Regions from separate parts of the Homo sapiens genome. Here region 2 is linked to region 1. A link is a contact called in ENCODE Hi-C or POLR2A ChIA-PET data. All regions are on one chromosome and are shown on one strand. The core of a region is the stretch at or near the end of the contact, and the rest is flanking DNA. Distances in the headings are between cores, read along the strand shown. Region 1 has its middle 46 kb from the start of PCED1B. Region 2 has its middle 52 kb from the start of PCED1B-AS1.

Region 1 (3,179 bases), core at 361-2,860:
GTAAACAGGTAGTGGGAATCGCACTGCTGAAGCAGGGAGGTTTCAGTTACCTCACCTGAAAACAGAGTTGGGGCTACTGAATTCCCCACAGTCTAAAACAGATCCTGATCTCCAAAGAGGGGAAAGATATATATATTTAAGGAGACATGATGCCTCCTCTTTGAATTTCTAGTTCAACATGGAAAGACTGAATGTAAACAGGGGGTAAATCCTCAAAAAGATGAACTTCCTCCCTCATCATCTTACTCCAGTGAACTCTGTTGAAATAGCAGTAACCATAGGCATACCTGTGGACTGTTTGTTGCCTAGGCTCTCCTAGCCAGCATGCAGAATAGAGAGGACAGTAGTTGTTCAAATGGGTAGAAGATAGCAACAGGAGCATGTGGGGTACATTAGTGTCTCACGCTGTGGGTCCGCCAGCCTAATTCCTATCCCATGCCCGCTTTTCGCTAGCCACCTTCTGGCCAGGGTGGCTTTGTGACACAGCTCTGACGGATAAGATAAAACAATGTCTATGTGCTGGGGTCTCTGGGAAATTTTTTGTTTTCCTGATAAAAAAGCAAAAAATGGGCTAACATGACTCATTTTGCCCTTTGTTCTTCCCCCTTCTCCCTGCCTGGAACATGAACAGATGTGATGTTTCAAAATGTAGCAGCCACCTTACAACCACAAGGCAGCAAATATGAAGACAAATGCCTCCAAGCCAAGGATGGTGGTGAAGGAGTGGTAAAGACAGACGAGCCTGGGTCCCTGATACATTAGGGAGCTATTTTCCCAGCCCTGGACTGCCTACCTCCCTGGCTTTTGTGTTGTCTGAGACAAATAAATGTCTTTTTGTTTAGCTGAGTATTGGTTGGGTTTTCTTGCCTTGGAATGGATTCCTGAGAAATAAATATAGCATGCAGCCCAAAGCTTTACACGATGTGAACCTTAATTGCAACATTTACCACAGTATCTTATAATCACAGTTTTATTTCTTTTTTAGTAGTCATGACTTTTTTGTAGGTAGGACTTTGGGCTTATTTATTTCTATATCTACAGCATATACTAGGCATTCAGTAGAAGTTAGATGAGTGAACCCACTTCATTTGATAAATTGTGATGAGTGAACTTGCAAATCAGAAACCAGTGCTATGGAAAGATTTCCCCAGGTGTCTGGTTCAGTCAGGAGAAGGGTGACGCTCCTGTAAGGAAACCAGGTATACCCAAGAGAAATAAAAACTCATGAGTCATCACATGGACTTTTGTGGTTTCTTTTATTTCTGGGTGCATTATGACAAAAACAAATAAAATATGCTAATACATTTTAAAAACAGACATTTTTTTCCTGATAATGAAAACACATGCTCTTCTCAAACATAAAATTAACCTTAATAGGAGAAGGAGTGATAGGAAAAACAAAACAGAGAAAAGGGCAGGATAATTTTTCTCTCCTTATTAACTTGCTGCTCACTCATGGAATGAGCTTTTCTTTTACCAGAAAAATCTAGGCATTTGTGTTGAAGACTCTAGAGCAATGACTGATTAAGAAATGCTCGCTCTTGATCTTATCGGCTGTATTCAGGGAATGTTCAGTGGCTGTGTCACGTCGCAGATGTGCTTGCAAAGGTTATTCCTCAGGACTGTGTCTTTCCCCATCTGCCTTCTCTGTTGCCTGTGGCTGATTCCATTTTCTTTAGCATCACAAAGCTCCTGAGCCAATTTACCCAAAGGCTTTTTGTCATTTGTATTTCAGCTGCCACTTCTCTATGCAGTTTCTATTTTAAAATGCTTATATAATAACTTTGGGTCTGCTAGGGTCTTTTGCCTCTGAAGATTTTAATCAGATTGGCTTGAATACCCATTTTATGCCCTGTGGAAAAACCCACTGTCTTCTCCAAGATGTCTCCTAATTCCCAGGAGACTTCCACTGTTCTCATGGACACGCCTGGCTTCCACTTGTTACTGCTGATGAATTTGTGCTTTCCACTCTACCTGGACTAATACCTTATTTTTACTTTGAATCAGCAGAATTGTGGAACTTTGTCCCTTTATCTCATTTGTATTTCTGATTTGAATAAATCAACTGATTTATAGCTCTAAATACAAATAACATGGAACACTTCTAAGTACGGTGTAAAACTTTGGTGGATATGTTTTAAGCACACTATAGTTGGCACTGGCATGCCAGAAATGCTCCAATGACCAGTTACAATAGGTGATGGAGAGGTAACCTTGCACAAGAGAGCCACAGTCCTTGTCCCTGCAGAGCGGCAGACAGAAACGCAGGAACCAGTGAGGAATGGAAGTGCCAGGGTAGGATACGGGAGGCCACGGGAGCCAGGAACACTCTGTGCACTATGTCAGCACATGGTTGTGAAAGAGGCTGTGTAGTACTGTTTCTTATGCTGATCAAACAACTCAGCTGAGTTGTAATCTCACTCAAGTTCACTATTTCTTATGTATTGGATTTCTTTACTATGTAATTTCTGCTTAGAAGCTCTAATAATTCGATCAATCTTGGAAAATCTAACCACTAGTATATTAGCACCATCAAAAATCATGCATGTTGTAGAGAAGTTGGTTATTATGATATGTACTTATATGTTCCCAGAAAGAAAAATGCTCCAAGTTTTGTAGCAAAACTTGATTTTCTTAAAACCTTAAGTAAACACAGGATAGACCTTATGTCTTTGTATGAATTATCTTTTTTCAGTTTTAACTTATGAGCAAATGGCTAAATTTTTTTCTTCTTCGTCTTGCCAGCTCTCTGTGTGTGTGTTTTGATAAAGGTGGGCTTTAGGGCCATCTAGTGGCTTCTTGAATAGGAAATTCTAAAAATTACCATTAAGCTGAATAGGAAAACCCCCACCTTCTCTCACCAAATATTCTCTCTTTAAATTTGTTACATATTAGCTCTTAGGAGTTTAAAGACAGATATTGGAAAACTTGTGGTAGTTCATATATATTCTTTTTCTTTTTCCAAATGAAATGTTACCATATTTGCATTTCCTTTCAAATAACATGAACACTGTAATGACCCATGTGCGTTCTTGGATTTTTGAGCACTGATGGAATGCTGGCATCTTGTGGATTGGTTATGAAGTTTTAGTCTATCCTGGCAGCTTTGAAGTTTATAGCCTCAACCTTTGTATCTTTCATAATATCCAGTTCAAAAAAAAATCAGCCTAGGCCTTCAC
Region 2 (3,297 bases), core at 611-3,110, 230 kb before region 1:
ATTAATCATGTAAATATTTGTGTTGTTCTTTATAGTTCTGATAATAAAGTCATTGCTTCAGTGGTATGACCTTGAGTAAATCGTGTAACCCATCTGTGTCTTAATGTTTTCCCATGAATCAGCACATGGCTTTTAAATTCTTACTATGTTTTAAGTCCTATTCTAATTGGAAGACTGTAATCTTTTATTTTGTTTGAAATAAAATAGCAATGATTTTCACCCTCTTTGTGAGCCCACAAACAAAACAGTAGATATTTAAATTCTGTGGTTACAAGAAAATAAAACAGAAAGAAGTCCTTTCAGTTCTGCTAAATGCAAAATGAACATATATGCAGGCCAGGTGGGGAAGAGATGGGCTGCATTTTTGTCTTGGGCATTAACCAATGTAACTAAGTGGTCAATTGCTATAATTTGAAACAGGAAGGGAAGCAGAAGAACTCCTGTTGATGCTGTTATTTTAAGTAGGTGCATGGTCTATCCTTATCTGGGTAACTTGACTGTCTCAGGCTTGACTAAGCTGCAAGTTCCAAGTTGGTCATATTAACACTGTTTACCTAATCTCAAAGCTCTGAGTGGTCACCGAGGGAGTCCCTAGGAGAGTCATTGTTGATAGAGAGGGTGAGGAGGGAGTAAACTGTAGTTCCCCAGGCTTTTGGACAAGGCTTTTGTTGAGGGGATTCAGAGAATGGTGGGAGCAGAAGAGAGCCAGTGGAATGGAGACAGAGCTGAGGTGGGGAAGAAAGATGGAGCAAGACATAGCAGCTGCTGGCCAGGCACGGTAGCTCATGACTGTAATCCCAGCACTTTGCGAGGCCAAGGCAGGTGGATCACCTGAGATCAGCAGTCCGAGACCAGCCTGGCCAACATGGTGAAACCCCGTATCTACTAAAAATACAAAAAAACTAGCTGGGCGTGGCGGCGGGCGCCTGTAAACCCAGCTACTTGGGAGGCTGAGACAGGAAGAGGTTGCAGTGAGCCAAGATTGCGCCATTGCACTCCAGCTTGGGCGACAAGAGTGAAACTCCATCGCAAAAAAATAAAACAAACAAACAAAACGACATAGCAGCTGCTGCAGGAGAGAAATTTCAAAAAGTGGTGATGAGACATTTAGAAAGGTTTGGGTGTATGATATGTAAATTTCTCTTTCGTCTACAAACAAAATTGCAACAAAACTCTGCCTGGTTAAATGTTGTGCTGGTTATTTGACTGTTTGCCTCCAGATCCATCCTTTGTGTCTGCTCTGTATGTCTGACTGTTGCAAGCTATGATACCCAGGCTCTCTTGACCACCTGTTTTAGCCTCACTTAACCAGCGAGAGGTACTGTTGGAGATTGGAGGTTGGGAGGAAAGGGGAAGCCAAAGTATTTCTTGTCCTCTTTTTCTGCCATGGGAGGCATATCTGGCAGTAGCTGCCCTCCTCTGTGGCTCCAGCTCTTGCCTGAATATTTCTGTTATAATGCTAGTGTCTATCAAGGGACCCCCAGATCCTTCCTTTGTCTCTCCAGTCTTAAGGGTGGGTGGTGGCTTCCCACTTGCTAATCTTTGGGATGCCTCATCTACCCTAGTGACTATTTTAGCTCCTCTAACACCTTTATAATTAATTCTTCGTATTTAATATCTTCTATTTAATAACCTGATGGGACCCTGATCAATACAGAGGAGACGTACCTTTTTTCCTCTCCTGGTTTCTATAACGAGGGAGTTCTCCAAGCACATGTTTTGTTTCCCTTAGCCCTTTTATTCATCCCACCCCTAGGGCTCTGGAGTGAGTAATTGGATGGTAATTTTGGAAGAATCGCTGAGCATGTTGGGTCAGCTTTGCTGCTTCCTATTAGGAGTGGGCATTCCAAGAATGCACAGTATCTCTCTGTATTGCAAGTCTTGCCTGGGCAGGCCTGCTCTAGCCTAGCAAATGCCTGACTATGGGCAAGTCTGTCTGATTTTAGCCCACTTGACCACCAGACCTAAAACCTAGTCTTCTAGCCTGGCCTCTGCCGGTAACAAAGGTGATCCCCATTTGCTCTACCTTTGTTTTATTTCTTCAACTTGTTCAGGATGCAAGTGAGCAAGAAGAGTGCCATTTATTGTGGCTCCCTCCTTCAGAGACTTTAACATTATTCATCAATTCTTTCGGAACTGGATTTATGATTTTTTAAATATGCTATAGTAACAGAGAAGGCCTAAAGGTAGGGGTGTGTGGACTGAGCTGGTGAGACAATGCTTCCCTCCTTAGCAATTTCTGGGACTCGCCAGTTGATCCCACATGTGTCCATGGATCAGCCCTGCTTATTGCTTACTTCCCAACTGCACTCTGTCTCACCTAACAGGACTACAGTGGTGCCATTGAGCTAGAATATTATTCTCAATGGCCAGATGCTTTAACCAAAATTAATGTCTGCTCATGCAGTTGGAATCCTACCATATGATGTTGCTGTTGGAAGTAAAGGCCTGCTGTACTTCAGTGTCAGTAAGATTGACTTCCAGTTGTTTCCTTATGATTCCTGAAACCACTGTCATCCCTAGCTCCCAAGGCAAGACCTTCCTCCCTCGTGCAGAATTCTTCCATGGTCATCCCCATCATTCTTCCTGTAATCTGGCTGCTTTGGAACCACCTGGCATGATTTGAACACAAGCATACATGTCTAGTCCCCTCAGATGTATGTGGTTCAGATTTTTTCTCCCTAGGAGCGCCTCAGATTCTATATAACTCAGGGGCTCAACGTATATACCAGGGGAGGGTTGTCCCTACACTGCGCTCTCCAGAAGCATCAAGTCTCAGCTATAACCTCGTGTCTATATATATATATATATATAGTATATATATTTTGTTTTTTTGAGACAGAGTTTCACTCTTGTTGCCCAAGCTGGAGTGCGATGGCGCAATCTCAGCTCACTGCAACCTCCACCTCCCAGGTTCAAGCGATTCTCCTGCATCAGCCTCCCAAGTAGCTGGGATTACAGGCACGTGCCACCATGCCCAGCTAATTTTTTTGTATTTTTAGTAGAAATGGAGTTTCACCATGTTAGCCAGGTGGCCAAGATCACGCCATTGCACTCCAGCCTGAGCAACAAAAGTGAAACTCTGTCTCAAAAAAAAAAAAAGGCATATTTCTTCAGTTGTATTTGAATACCACGATGGGGTCAGGATTCTGGGACAAGAAGTAGCCAAACTGAGAAACAGATTAGGACCCTGCTGCCGAGGATGTACTTCAGCCCCAAGCATGATGGAATTGATGGAATTGAGGTCATTTATAACAATCCTACACAGAAGCACTGCAGGTTGACTTAGAGCCACTT

What was found. Hi-C counts contacts between places; a loop is a spot of excess contacts on that map. ChIA-PET counts read pairs that join two places held with the same protein, here RNA polymerase II (POLR2A). Pooled maps may share reads with other maps.
Region 2: a map of mammary epithelial cell shows a loop between it and region 1 (10-fold over the local background). The contact joins two enhancer-like sites. A Hi-C loop is called at or near these places in 4 of 168 maps with a recorded cell type or tissue (Calu3, PC-3, PC-9 and 1 more) and 7 of 50 pooled maps. POLR2A ChIA-PET finds 5 or more read pairs at or near these places in 3 of 52 experiments (CD4-positive, alpha-beta T cell, HEK293 and naive thymus-derived CD8-positive, alpha-beta T cell).

Annotation. Positions count from the first base shown.
Region 1 is chr12:47,032,367-47,035,545 of GRCh38, reverse strand. No RefSeq gene overlaps it. Among named protein-coding and RNA genes, the nearest start is that of PCED1B, 46 kb to the left of the region's middle. Within about 2 kb of position 1,610, at least 7 of the 41 ENCODE cell types and tissues checked have a DNase peak (open chromatin) inside an H3K27ac peak, as active enhancers do; they include mammary epithelial cell, where a contact is called at or near this core.
Region 2 is chr12:47,266,299-47,269,595 of GRCh38, reverse strand. No RefSeq gene overlaps it. Among named protein-coding and RNA genes, the nearest start is that of PCED1B-AS1, 52 kb to the right of the region's middle. RefSeq lists an enhancer at 1,141-1,190. Within about 2 kb of position 1,860, at least 2 of the 41 ENCODE cell types and tissues checked have a DNase peak (open chromatin) inside an H3K27ac peak, as active enhancers do; they include mammary epithelial cell, where a contact is called at or near this core.